Linked DNA regions of Homo sapiens: region 1 is linked to region 2. The links are chromatin contacts, found by Hi-C or POLR2A ChIA-PET in ENCODE. All regions are on one chromosome and are shown on one strand. Each heading gives the region's core, a stretch centred on a gene start or an enhancer-like site at or near the end of the contact. The rest is flanking DNA. Distances are from core to core; before and after follow the strand shown.

The links. A loop is a pair of places that touch in the nucleus more often than their neighbours do. ChIA-PET counts read pairs that join two places held with the same protein, here RNA polymerase II (POLR2A). Pooled maps may share reads with other maps.
Region 1: a pooled map shows a loop between it and region 2 (4-fold over the local background). The contact joins the promoter of EDN2 here to the promoter of NFYC in region 2. A Hi-C loop is called at or near these places in 1 of 168 maps with a recorded cell type or tissue (ascending aorta) and 3 of 50 pooled maps. POLR2A ChIA-PET finds 5 or more read pairs at or near these places in 1 of 52 experiments (MCF 10A).

What each region holds. Positions count from the first base shown.
Region 1 is chr1:41,480,830-41,487,644 of GRCh38, reverse strand. It overlaps EDN2 (endothelin 2), which reads left to right and starts at 2,962. Exons shown (of 5, transcript NM_001956.5): 1 at 2,962-3,107; 2 at 3,442-3,598; 3 at 5,057-5,179; 4 at 6,452-6,550. The coding sequence starts at 3,044. RefSeq lists enhancers at 1-218, 656-1,855, 4,704-5,690.
Region 2 is chr1:40,689,087-40,695,699 of GRCh38, reverse strand. NFYC (nuclear transcription factor Y subunit gamma) reads right to left here and starts at 3,996. Exons shown (of 10, transcript NM_014223.5): 1 at 3,833-3,996. It overlaps NFYC-AS1 (NFYC antisense RNA 1), which reads left to right and starts at 3,439. Exons shown (of 1, transcript NR_024567.1): 1 at 3,439-6,613. It also overlaps a transcript of RIMS3 not described here. RefSeq lists enhancers at 3,009-3,058, 3,079-3,248 and a silencer at 3,489-3,588.

The sequences.
Region 1 (6,815 bases), core at 1,713-4,212, 790 kb before region 2:
CTCTTGCACCTCAGTTATCTCATCTACCAAATGGGAGTGGAGACGGGGATTTCTAGGGGGAAGTTTCTAGCCCAGTGTCTGACTCAGAAATACACTCAACTGCTCTCTTCTGCCAGCCCTCCCTCCCCATACATCCCTCTTTCTTGGATTGGGCTGCTGCAAGCATAAGGGAAACAAATCGCTTAGCGAGTAAAGCAATTCTCTTCAAATTCTGAGAGGGTGACCTTCGGTGGCTCCCTGCCCTTCCCCCTGCAGCCTCAACAAACTCGGGCAGGTGCCAGGGCCAGAGAAGTGGGGCCAGGGGGTCGTGAAGCCAGGCCACCTAGAAAGGACAGGGACAGTGAGGCCAGGACAGTTATAGGTGGCAGGGTCATGCAGTCCGACCAGCCACGAGGGGCAGAGGCAACGGACAGAGGCCCAGGCTAAGCGACCCAGGGAGATGGGGCTATTTTTAACTCAGCTTAATTTTCCCTACCTGGAAACTAACTCTTGTCAGTGGAGCAGCGCTGTTCCGGGAATGGCTTCATCCCCTAAGATCTGTGCTCGCTTAGGTTCCTGGGCCAGTCCTCTCCATTTCACAGGAGCCCTGCTTGTTCAGCTCAGGCAGAGGGCAGAGAAGGAGAGAAACCGGAGCCCGGCCCAGCTCGCAGCTGGCTGTGCTGACCCTGCGGGGCTCGGGCAGCAGCCCCTGCCTTGTAGTCACCCTTCTTTCACACCCGGGAGGGATCCTGTCTCTGGGTTCATTTAATGCTTCTATTATGTTTCCCCGGCTCGGAGCCTCTGGTTCCCTATTGTCTTGAGCAGGCGTTTTGCATTTGTGTAAAGATTAGACGCTTTATAACCTTCCCTCTTCTCCCTATGGTTTCCCTCTTTTACTTTCTCAAATCTGAGTTCTTTCTTTCTGGCTACGCACTGCTTCCTCATTCTCCCCCTCTCTCCCTGCCTGTCTTTATCTGCCTCCCTGTTTGTTTTCCTCCCCACCGTGACCCCCTCCGTCTCCCCGCTGACCTGCTTTTCCTTCTTTCTTCTCTTCACGGTCCAGCGATTTGAATTCTCTATCCACCCCCAAGCAGCCCCCAGCCCTGCTTAATTCCGTATTCATATTCTTGCAGAGGCTGATAGAAATGACTGTGAGTATTGCTCACCTCATTCCAGAAATACTCTTCTAAATTCTTCGAGAGGCACGACGTGGGAGGGCAGAGAGCACCTCACGGGGAGTCCCTTGTGCTTTGCTTGATAGACCAAGCCACCTGCCCGCTGGGTGGCCTTGACCAGGCCCTGCTCCTCTCTGAGCCTCGTGGGCAGTCCTGAGCTGACTCCCCTGTGATAATAGCTGCCTCCTGGGGTTGTGGTGAGGAAGAGTCGATAGTGCTCCAAGCACGTAGTAGGTGCTCAGGAAACATTTGTTTGTTTTTTTCACAGGAGCCAGCTCAGTCTCCAGGAAGGAAGATCCTGCTCTCACCCTCCATCAGTTCTGCCAGTTTCTCCAGGATTTCACACATGCACGCTTGCTCTGGGCACACCCTAGGAAGATGCAAACTTGCCTGTTCCTGGTGGTCACCTACTGTCCCCTTCATAAATGTCCAAGGACAAAGGAGCTGCTGAATACAGGAACTGAGCATTGGGCATCCTGGGTTCTGTAAGTGGAAAGCCAGGTGTGCATCTCTTGACCCCCCTGCCCTCAGGAAGCACTCGCAAGGCCCCTACTGTGTGCAGGGTAGGTGTCAGGCCCTGCCTCCTCTGGGGCTCTGGACCTTGAGATTGCAGGGGAGATAAGTGCAATGGGATGAGTCAGGCAGGCACGAGAGGCACAGGCCCTGGGAATTCCAAGAAACGAGAGGGCCTTTCCTGTTGTGCCTGGAGACAGGGTCCCTGAGAAGACTCCAGCAGGAAGTGGACTCTCAGCCAGGGCAGGAACAGAGGGTGCCTGCCGGTTCCCTGAGCTGCTCAGCACAGCTGTGGTTCATCCCTGCTTTCCCCTCCCCGGCAAGGCTTCTGGGCCAGCAGAGGGGCAGGAGCAGAATGCCAGTCCCCAGAGAAGTCCCCTGGCTTACTTCTTTTGCAGACAGTAGCCCCCGGTGGAAGCCAAGACATCCTGTCATGGCCAGGACAGGAGACTGTTCAAGGGGCGCTTTGTGTGTGTGTCCTCAGGGACATCTTTCTGGAAAGGGGTCTGAAGCCACCTTCTTAGTCTCAAAGGAGCCTGTAAGCCAAGCAGGTGAAGTACCTTCTTGTTTTGGCCTTGTTTGCAAACAAGGAAACAGGCCCAGGAAGGATGCCCTTGGCCATGGCTGCATAGCTGAACAGCTTCTGGAAGGGACTAGAACTCCTGCCCCAGGCCCTGGGGTGACAGGGCAGGGGTTGAGGGGGGCATTTCCTGGGTGAGGTGGGGATGAAGCAGTTCCAGGCTGGTCAGAAGTCAGGCATGAGCTGTGTCCTTCACAGAGGGAGGCAGGCCCAGAGAGGGCTCTGACTCGCCCAAGGCCACACAGCCTTGCGTGGGCCTTTCACATCCCACACAACAGAGGGGCATCCTCAGCCTGGTTGGCAGAGGGCAGGCAGGATAGATGGCAGAGTCTTCTCCGAGGAGAGGGGTTTTGCTCATGGAACCTCCTCCTCCACACTCACAGCCCTGGGCGAGACCTGTGGAGCAGCCGCCAACAGAGTGAGGGAGGGGGCTCGGGGCAGCTGGGGGTGACTTGAGGAAGTCCAGCTGGACTGCGAGGGGCCCCTGGGGACTGCCAGGGAGCCTCAGGACTCCCAGAGGTGCTCCAGGCACAGAGGGAGGAATGGGCCTTCCATCTCCCTCCCCCCTTCACTGCAGAGGCTGGGTCGGGCCAGGCGCCCGGGGAGGAGGCGGTGTCCCTGGCTCCCAGCCCGCCGGTGCAGCGGGGCAGGGCTGGACCAGAAGGGGTGGGGCACCGTGCCTGGTATAAGAGGCAGCCAGGGCACCGAGGCAATGAGCTATCTGCTCAGCTTAATAGCAGGACGCTGGCAACAGGCACTCCCTGCTCCAGTCCAGCCTGCGCGCTCCACCGCCGCTATGGTCTCCGTGCCTACCACCTGGTGCTCCGTTGCGCTAGCCCTGCTCGTGGCCCTGCATGAAGGTGAGCTGCCCTGGCCTCACCTGCTGCCTACAGCTCCTGGGTCTGCCTATCTCTGTCTCCCTCTAGGGCTGCAGTGCCTCCCAAGCCAGCTGGGGGCAGACAGGGGCGGGAGCCTGGCGGCAGTGGTGGCAGGGGAAAGGTTCTGCAAATACAGAGGTGCCCAGGCTCCCCACGGGCTGCTGGGACTTCCCTGGGCTGGCCTGGAGCTCTTGAGCAGCAAGAGTGCCAACTCCCTCGATTATGCAAGAGGAGGGGCATGGTGGGTCCCCCACTCTGGGATGTGCCAGGCACCCCAACCCACCTCTCCACCTCTCTCTCCCTCCTGTGCATGCAGGGAAGGGCCAGGCTGCTGCCACCCTGGAGCAGCCAGCGTCCTCATCTCATGCCCAAGGCACCCACCTTCGGCTTCGCCGTTGCTCCTGCAGCTCCTGGCTCGACAAGGAGTGCGTCTACTTCTGCCACTTGGACATCATCTGGGTGAACACTCCTGAGTGAGCATCCATGGGGATTGGGGGCAGGGGGAGCTCTGGGGCAGGGTGTCAGGGTGGAAGCTACTGGCATGCTAGGGAACGTTGACACATTCCATCTCTCCCTGGGCCTCCAGATGGAGGCACTGGCTAATATCAATAGTTAATTGTTTCAATTCCTGAGTGGGGACCACCTGAGCCATAGAGAGGGCTGTCTTCTGAGAATTCTTAAGACAGCCTGGTAAGCAAGTGTTGGCCCCGTTTTCCAGATTCAAGTGCTGAGGCTCAGAGAGCTTAAGCGCCTCCCCCAAGATCACACAGGTAATTGTAAGGGTAGGCACCATCCTCGGTTGGGGAATGCCGGAGCTCACAGTCTCTGTCATGCTGCCTCTGCATGCTCTTCCAATAATAATACGATTAGTGACAGCACCCGTGCTTTGACTATGCCAGGCTCTTTGCCAAGCACTGCACGTGCATGATCATCTCAGGAGCCCCCCCATCCTCCCCATAAGGCAGGATAGTCCCTCAAACGACAGATGAGAACCTGCCCTGTGCTACTGGCTACACCCGGGTGGGAGCCCCGTGCTGTCTGTTCCGCCTGCACCCGCACTGCCTCCAGGCCACTGCATACCTTCAGTTGAAGTTTCTGTGTGTGTTTGTGATTTTTTCCCCTCCCCAAATTGCAAAAGGCAAGAGAAGCCCTGCACGTAAGCGTGTGTGAAGCTAATCCGCATCCAAACACTTGCTTAGGGCGGGAACCCTGCCAGTCCCTGCGTGCTGAGTCTACCTGGAGTCACTGCGACTCCAACCACACCATCTAAAATTAGCTCTGTCACTCGAAAGTGCTGGTCTAGCCAGCCACAGGGCCCCTGCCATTCCCCTGGCCCGCTTGATCAGACTCTGAATCTGAAATTAATCCCATCTGAACACACACACACACACACACCCCACTTTCAAGTCAAGCCTCTAAGGCACATGTGTTACCCCTCCAGGCAAGTGGGGACCAGATGGGGGCAGCTTAGCTATGAGCCTGTGTTTACTTCTGTGAGATGGAGTGGCCGCCCTTCCTCCAGAGCTAGCTGAGAGCCTTCTTTGAGAACAGGGGGACCAGCCTGTCTGAGAGGGGAGAGAGACTAGGAGGTTCCCAATTCCCAACTTCAGGTAGGATCACAGATTTCCTTGCCCCCATGCTGGGAGCTCTCAGTGAGCCAAGCCAGGCCCAGAGAAGGGGAGGGTCTTGCCAAGGGCTACCAGGACCCTTGTGGAGTAGCCTGTGACTTCAGTGGTGTGACTTCTTGAGGTCAAGGGCTGGTCACCTTTCATTGGCACCCTGCTGGCATGGGTGGCTGTCCCAGTGGGCAGTGTGGACAGTCCCTGCTTGCCAATGGTTGTGGTTTATTTAATCCTCTCTCTCTTTATTTTTTTCTCTCTCTCTCTTTCTCTCCACCCCACACCACTACCTTGCTGGCTGCCCGCCCACAGACAGACAGCTCCTTACGGCCTGGGAAACCCGCCAAGACGCCGGCGCCGCTCCCTGCCAAGGCGCTGTCAGTGCTCCAGTGCCAGGGACCCCGCCTGTGCCACCTTCTGCCTTCGAAGGCCCTGGTAGGTGGGCACCCAGCCTGCAGGGGCATAGGGTAGCTGCAAGCCCGGGCATGCCCTGGGGAGCAGGTGTCTGGGAGACTAGCAGAGGAGCGAACTGGCAAGTTGGGGGTGAGAAGCGACCCAGGGGCCCACAGGCTGCTTTGGGTCCATGGCACCATCCCTTCTTGCAGGAACCAGTCACCCATGGGGGCCTCCCGGTGCCCAGCTCTGGGGGCTTCTGGGAACACTCATGTCCTCACTCCTGGGCAGGAGAGAGTCTGCCAGTGACAGCTGAGGCAGCTCAGGCCCAGAGAGGGGGCAGGACACGTCAGGCTGCATAGCTTGTCAGAAGGAGGGCCAGGCCTTGGGCCTGAGTCTGTCTGATCGAGTCCTACTGGGCTTTGGATTCCGACCTGAGGTTCAGGGGGACTTTGGAGCTTGCTCGGGGAAGAAATGGCATCTGGAGTTGGGAAGCCATGTCACCATCCCAGGGTGGCCCCAGAGTTGCTGGGGAGCCTTTGCCATGTCTCCTATCTTACCTGAGCCTAAGTTTTCCCATCTGTAAAGTGGTGGGAGGCTTTGTTCCTTCCCTCACCCACATGGAGAATTTGGGAAAACCAAACTGGCTTCAAAGTCCCAAGCTTCCGGCCGCGCACGGTGGCTCACACCTGTAATCCCAGCACTTTGGGAGTCCGAGGCGGGTGGATCACCTGAGGTCAGGAGTTCAAGACCAACCTGGACAACATGGTGAAACCCTGTCTCTACTAAAAATATAAAAAAATTGCTGGGCATGGTGGCGGGCGCCTGTAATCTCAACTACTCCGAAGGCTGAGGCAGGAGAATCGGTTGAACCTGGGAGGCAGATGCTGCAGTGAGCCGAGATCGCGCCATTGCACTCCCGCCTGGGCAACAAGAGTGAAACTCAGTCTCAAAAAAAAAAAAAATCCCAAGCTCCAGTTCCCATGATGGTTTACGAGAAACTCCTCCTCTGGGTCTCAAGCTGAGGCCCCGCCCCTGCCTCAGTTTCCCCTGCAGCTGCAGGTGGCCAGATTCTGGGAAGGCCAAAAAAGCTGCCTCTTTCTGGGGCTAAGAACACATTCCTGGTAGCTCAGTTTTCCTCAGTCCCCACCCCACCTGGAAAGGGAAAGATGCCAGGTGCACAGGGGTGGAAATGGATCTGCTCCCGCAGGCAGGTGGGGATGGGGAAGGGGTGGGGGCTGGGCTGGGCCTGCAGCCAGGTAGCTTCAGGGCCCTGGGCAGTCCATCACTTGGGCCCTAATGCTATTCACGTAGGACTGAAGCCGGGGCAGTCCCAAGCCGGAAGTCCCCTGCAGACGTGTTCCAGACTGGCAAGACAGGGGCCACTACAGGAGAGCTTCTCCAAAGGCTGAGGTGAGGGCGTGGGACACATGCACAGACTGAGCACCTCCTGTATGCCTTGCACATTTCCCATATTTTCTATGTGAGGCAGGCCTGGGTCCTCATTGGGCAGCAAAGAGAACTGAGGCTCAGAGAGGGAAAGCCACTTGCCCAAAGTCACACAGCAGTCAGCGGCATCTGGCTGACCCCAGAGTCTGTGCTCTTACCCACTGTGCTCTTTGTTACCACTAGGCCTGGAAGTGGACTTTTTAGAGGGTTTGAAGGCTCATGACTGGGA
Region 2 (6,613 bases), core at 2,747-5,246:
CCTATAATCCCAGCACTTTGGGAGGCCGAGGTGGGTGGATCACCTGAGGTCAGGAGTTGAAGACCAGCCTGGCTAACATGGTGGAAGCCCGTGTCTACTAAAAATACAAAAATTAGCTGGGTGTTGTGGTGCACACCTGTAATCCCAGCTACTCGGGAGGCTGAGGCAGGAGAATCGCTTGAACCCGGGAGACAGAGGTTGCAGTAAGCCAAGATCACACCACTGCAACTCCAGCCTGAGTGACAGAGTAAAACTCTCAAAAAACAAAACAAAACAAAACCCAAAACAAGACTCCCAGCATAGCTCCATAGCACAGAATGGGTTTAGCCCATATATGTTTACAATTCTGTGGTATGAATCCTCATTTCGCTTTGCCTTCATTTCTCTGAAAATAAAAGGGGATAAAAATGCCTTGTAAAATCTTCTCTAGTACAGTTTTGGGATTTTTATTTATTTTTTGGGAGACTGAGTCTCGCTGTGTTGCCCAGACTGGAGGGCAGTGACACAATCTCAGCTCACTGCAACCTCTACCTCCCGGGTTCCAGCAATTCTCCTGCCTCAGTCTTCCGAGTAGCTGGGATTACAGGCGCCCACCACCATGCCAGGCTAATTTTTGTAATTTTGTTTCATCATGTGTGCGAGGCTGGTCTCAAACTCCTGACTTCAAATACCACCTGCCTCAGCCTCCCAAAACGCTGGGATTAGAGGCGTGAGCCACTGCGCCCAGTCTCTAGTAGTTCTGACCAAAGAAAAAAATGTGTAAGTATAAATGAGATAACAGATTTGTCATAAGAATTAAATAAGATGCCATGAACACAGCCTATAAAGTATAAATCTTAGTATGATTTCTGCCTGAAGAAAAAGCTGAGGTTCACAAGTTTTCAACATAAACTCAGATCTACTGAGATTTCCTGAGAGTTCAAGATTTCTAGAGTGGTCAATTCCAGATCTTAACAAGGTGGCCATGGGTATAAGGGGCTAACATGGAATGAAGGTGGTCACCAATGTTGAAGGGCAGGTTGCTCCAGAAATGCCTGCTGAAAAAAAAAAGGTGTACATATACACTCATTTTTATCACCTTGTCTAGTCTTACTAAAAACGAAACTAAGTTATAGATCTACAGCATTCTTCATATTTGGTTAACTTGATGACTGAGCCAAATGAGGCTGAAATGACCAATGTACAAAATACATGGCAAACCCTATTTTCACTTGTAGCTTTGCCTCTATCTTCCACAGTGAAACGTTATTGTAAACAAAAATGAGGGAGGGCTTCACCTAAGCACATCAAGACATAAAGCAATTAAGATTTCCAACTCACTGGTCTCCTCTCAAACCCTGATTTAAAGGTTTCCATGCAAAATTGGAACTGCAAATATTTTGTCCTATCCAGTCTTAATTTTACACATTGTTCAGGATAAGCATATCCTAGAATCAATATCCCACAGTCTGAAGAAAGCACTAGGCCTTTGAATAGGTCCTGGTATTTGGGGACACCCTAAGGAACTGGTGATGCTTGAAAAACCTCTCCAGTGAGCTCTTTACACTAGGCACTTGGTAGTTCCTCGCCATTTGGCATAAATTACCTCCACATACAGAAAGACTATCTGCAATATTCTGAAGCTTGGTTTTAAGGAATGCAGATTCTTCAAGTTTCTGTACATATTTTTCCCCATTATCTACCTGGATTCAGGAAAAAATGCAGCAATTTACTTGGTAAATCTTCCCTTTCACAATAGAAGCCAAGGGATATGATTTGAATACCTAGCTGAAGAACCCATATTCTCTATGGTTACAATTCTGTGGTCTGAATCCTTAAGCAGCACAAGAAATTCTTAAGAATTATAGTCTTCCATTTTATACACTCTAAACACCCAGAAATCAAAGTAGATGATCCACTTGGAAATACAAAATTATCTGGAAGTTTCATTAGTCAGGTTTATGTTGATAGCTGATGTAGCAGATAAAATTACAGGCTTTGGCATCAGGCAACCAGGGTTTGAATTCTAGCTCAACCACTTACTGAGTGACACCAGACAAGCTACTTAAACTCTCTGATCCTCAGTTTCCTCATCTGCAATATGGGGACGATAATGCCTACCTATTGGAGTTAAAATATGCCCCAAAATAGCAATTCTCTTCCTCTGCTACTTATCAATTCCCTTCTCCAGAAAATGTAGTTGCATTCACATAAAACTAAATTTGAAAACCCTAGGAGTTTCTTGAAATTGGTATGAAAACAGAAGAGTACCATCTAAAGCTAAAAAGGACTACCTAACAAAAACAAGGAAAAACAAATTAGGAAAACACAGATGTTTAACATAAATGTGTTTCCATGGCCCTCACACACTGGGACGAGCAAATGTAAAGCAATACAAGTAACTACGATTCAGATTCAGTGGAAAAGAACATATTCCCAACAAGTTGACTGGAACGACTCTGGATTGGAATAAAAACTTTTTGAATATGAACCAGAAAGTGTTGACAAGTCCTGTTCCTTAAGAAGCTATGCATGGGCTTTTTTTTGGTTTGGAGCTGCTTATTTGAAAAAACAAACAAAAAATTCAAAGTACACATGGGAATGGGTATACTTTTTAGGCACATATACAAGGAAATAAACCAAGACCGAAAATTTCTGGCTAGCTCCCTTTCCCTTAAAGGGGAACCTAACAATATTTACTCAACAAATAACTACCAACTACCTAATATTTGCTAATGTGGCTTTGGAAACTCAGCCATGACCTGTATCCTTCCTAGAGCAGCAAATTTCATATACAACATCTCAAAACTACTTGTATGGTCCTGAGACTCAATAATGTATAACTGTTCTATTAATACACTTCCCAAGTCCGAAAATGTCCCCTAAAATGCTTCCTATATCAGATTTTGTCACTTTAAATCTGATACTACTTAATGCTGTGCTTCCTAGGCTCGGACAGAGCACACTTCTCAATAGCATTCCTCTCTCGGTTTACTTGCTCCTCACATCACATCCCAGGTCCGTTGACTCTGGACTCCAGGGCTCCACCAAAACCTCAGTGTTTGAATGCTTGCACTCTCCAGCAAAATCCCTGATCCGATTCTACCGTTCAGCTATGCCCCTAGCCCTGATGCCTTTCTTCCTACACCATACACTCACACCGTGGACTTCAGGGCCACTTCCAAACTGGGTCACATTAGCAACCCTGGATCTCGAAGACTCTCAGCCTGTCACTTGGGTTTCGGTGTTTCCAAGCCTGGAACCCTGAGGGCCTGCACACCCCAATCTTGGGCCATGCATGTACCAGGAAAAGCACCTCTGAAAGTGAGTGTCCCCCATTCCCAGGCCATGGCCTAAGCTACCCCCAAAGTACCTGCCAGGCCATCACCCTCTCTTCCCCCTTAAAGCCTCTAGGCTCGCCCTCTCGCCGCAACCCCACGCCTGCGCCGCAGGGGGTCATTGCCCCAGCCGCCCTAGCCCAAGACGCGCGCATCCCCGCAGCCTCAGATTCCTTCATCACCCCCTAGACCGGAGCTGGCGCGTCCAATAAGGTGCCAGGTCCGCGGCCTCCCCGCCACCGACCAATCACGAGCGAGCCCCCCCGCCGTCGCCTTCCGCCAATGGGAGAAAGCCCGCGGGCCGGGCCGACGAGGCACACGGACCCCACGAGCGCGGCGGCGGCGACAGCAGCGGGCCAGGCAAGAGCACAACATGGCGGCGGGCAGGACGGACCGAGCTACAGCAGCGGCCGCGCGAGGAAGTGAGGTCTCTGGCGAAGGCGGGAAGCGCTGCCCCTCCCCCCGCCGCCGCTTCCCTATCACCCTCGCACAGAAACTCCCGCACACTCACACACCTCTGCTCAGGAGTCCAGGAAGAGCAGGAGCCGCCCCCGCGCTCCTACGGAGTCGGGCAATGCAGAGGCCCAGGCGCGGCGGAGGGGAGGGGGAAGTGTGCGTCACGGAGAACGGAGCGCGCGCGAAGCGGGGGCACAAGCAAGATGGCGGCCACGCCGTTTGCACCGTTTCCCCTTTTCCCTTCCCCCTCCCTTGGCGCCTGGACTCCCAGTATCGTGCGGTGCGCAGAAGCTGTGCTCCTTGAGGTCTCGCGAGAATTGGGAAGGGGCGACGACAGAGGGAGGCGGAATGAGATCTGAGAGTTTTAACCCCGCCCCCTTTCGGGAGCTCGAGATCTGAGTTTTGACCCCGCCCCCTTTCGGGGGATCCGGAGGCGCTGCCCAGTGACCTCCACCACCCTGCCTATCCTTGTGGATCTCCTTGGTGCGAGCTTGAATTTTAGGAAATAAGTAGGTGTGTGCGCGTGCCCTTGAGTTTTAGGAACTAAGTAGGGGCGTGTGTGTGTATTTGTGTTTTTAATTTGGGGAGAAAGAACTGGGGGATGAAGGTCGACATGGCGTTCCAGATTAAGCATGCCGTTCAAGTAGACAGCTACTGGCACCTTAAATTCATAAAAGAGCATTTAGCACCAAACTGTAAAGTGATGTCCTCTAGAATAAAGAACAGTACTTACCAAGAATAGTTAGCTTGTAACCTTACGTCGACATAGTTGTTCTTATTTGAATGCAGATTTTAAAGTTTTATCACGCAGTTGGAAACCACAGCTACTATGAGCATGGATTTTTTCATACTTATCTCTTTCATTTCCGTGACCACTTGGTCCAAAGGCATCAGGATTGTATCCATTTTACAAATGATAAAACTGAAGCTCAAAAAGGTTAAGTAACTTGATCTAAGTCCCCACAGCTAGTAAGTGTCAAAACCCCATCCGAATAACTTCAAAACCTGTAGGTATAGTCATCAAATGTGTCTTGAATGGAATTACCTACAGTGAGAGTTAGTGCATTAGGTAACAAGCGCAGAGAGGAATGACTGCCTCTGCTGATGGTAACCTTGAATTTTACAAATGACACTGGAGCCTTTCTGAGACTAGTGTTGCATGGGTCCTCAATAAAATCACACTGTTGTTACTCACTTCCTTTGGGTTTATAACCCTGGTGATAAAGTAATTGAGAATAGTGGAGTAAACCCTCGACTTGAATTCAGGAAAATTGTTTTCAAATCCAGTTTCAATAAATCTCACATCAGGCACTCTATTTGATGAATGAATGAACAAAACCTAACTATAAGACACTTGACTTCAGGGAGTCTCAATTCCTTCATCTGTAAAAAGATCTAATTCCTAACTTTTGGTAATGTTGGGGAGAGTGAATGAAATAATGTGAGAGTGCTTCGTAAATTGCAAAAGTGTTATAAAGAAGTTACTGGTAAGAGCTACGAGTGTCTCGCTGCACTCTAGCATGGGCGACAGTGCGAGGCCCTGTCTCAGAAAAAAAAAAAGTTACTTATAATGACATTTTCAGACATGAGAAATGGCATAAAATTAAAAACAGATTCAAGAGAATAGTATGTTGAGATTGTAGAGACAGATGTAGCTAATGGAAAAAAGCTAAATAAGTCTCTCTACAGATGTTTATTGAGTACTTATTGCATATACTATGCTTGCCAAAAAATGTAAAAGTGTACATTTAGTTACAATGAAGCAGCACAAGTTATTATTAGTGATTATTGTTATAATTAAGTATTGATCACACTTAGGGGCTGCAGTCTATTTCCTTCCAAGAGCCTGGAAGTTGGGTTGCCCTCAGAAATAAATAAAAATCTACATAGAGGAAATTAGCTAAGAGTGATATTAAGTATATTTAACAACAAGTAGTGCTCAAGCATAGATGAAGCAGAATTAGAAATGCAGCTAGGATCCTGGAGGTATACGTCTGTGCTAGGTGTTAACCCTTCAGTTGCTGGTTTGTGAATAGGAGGTCCCAAGGGATCCCAGGGGAAGGGAGTGGTCAGGAGGTTTGGGACAGCAGCTATTTACCAGGTAGTACTAGAGTATTTCAGTATTTTAATAGTCAATGTTATAACTGATAACAGTCAATTGATACATATAAGCCTAATATTAGTCCTTGCTATAGTCTTTATTATCAATAGCCTCCGCCCTTCCCTTTCTAAAGCCGTTGCTATCTGGCCTGTCCCTAGGAGATTAGGGTGAAAGACTTCTCACCCTAATGTCGTCAAGCTTGGCCTTGTTTTGACCAATGAAATATGAGTAGAAATGGCATGAACCGGCCGGGCACGGTGGCTCACACCTGTAATCCCAGCACTTTGGGAGGCCGAGGTGGGTGGATGACGAGGTCAGGAGTTCAAGACCAGCCTGGCCAAGATGGTGAAGCCCTGTCTCTACTAAAAATAAAAAAATTAGCCAGGTGTGGTGGCAGGCACCTGCAATCCCAGCTACTCGGGAGGCTGAGGCAGGAGAATTGCTTTAACCAGGGAGTTGGAGGTTGCAGTGAGCAAATATCACGCCACTGCACTCCAGCCTGGGCGACAGAGTGAGACTCTGTCTCAAAAAAAGAAAGAAAGAAATGGCATGAACCACTTCTGAGCAGAAATTTATGAGCTATCTTACAATTTTGCCATATTATCTTTCCTCTGACACAAGAGCAGCATGTCCTAAATAGAGCTCCCTCTTCAGCTTTGGTCCCAGAATGAAGATGTGCAGAGCGACAGCTGACACACATAACCTGTAATGTTGTGTGAACAATAAATAAACCTTTGTT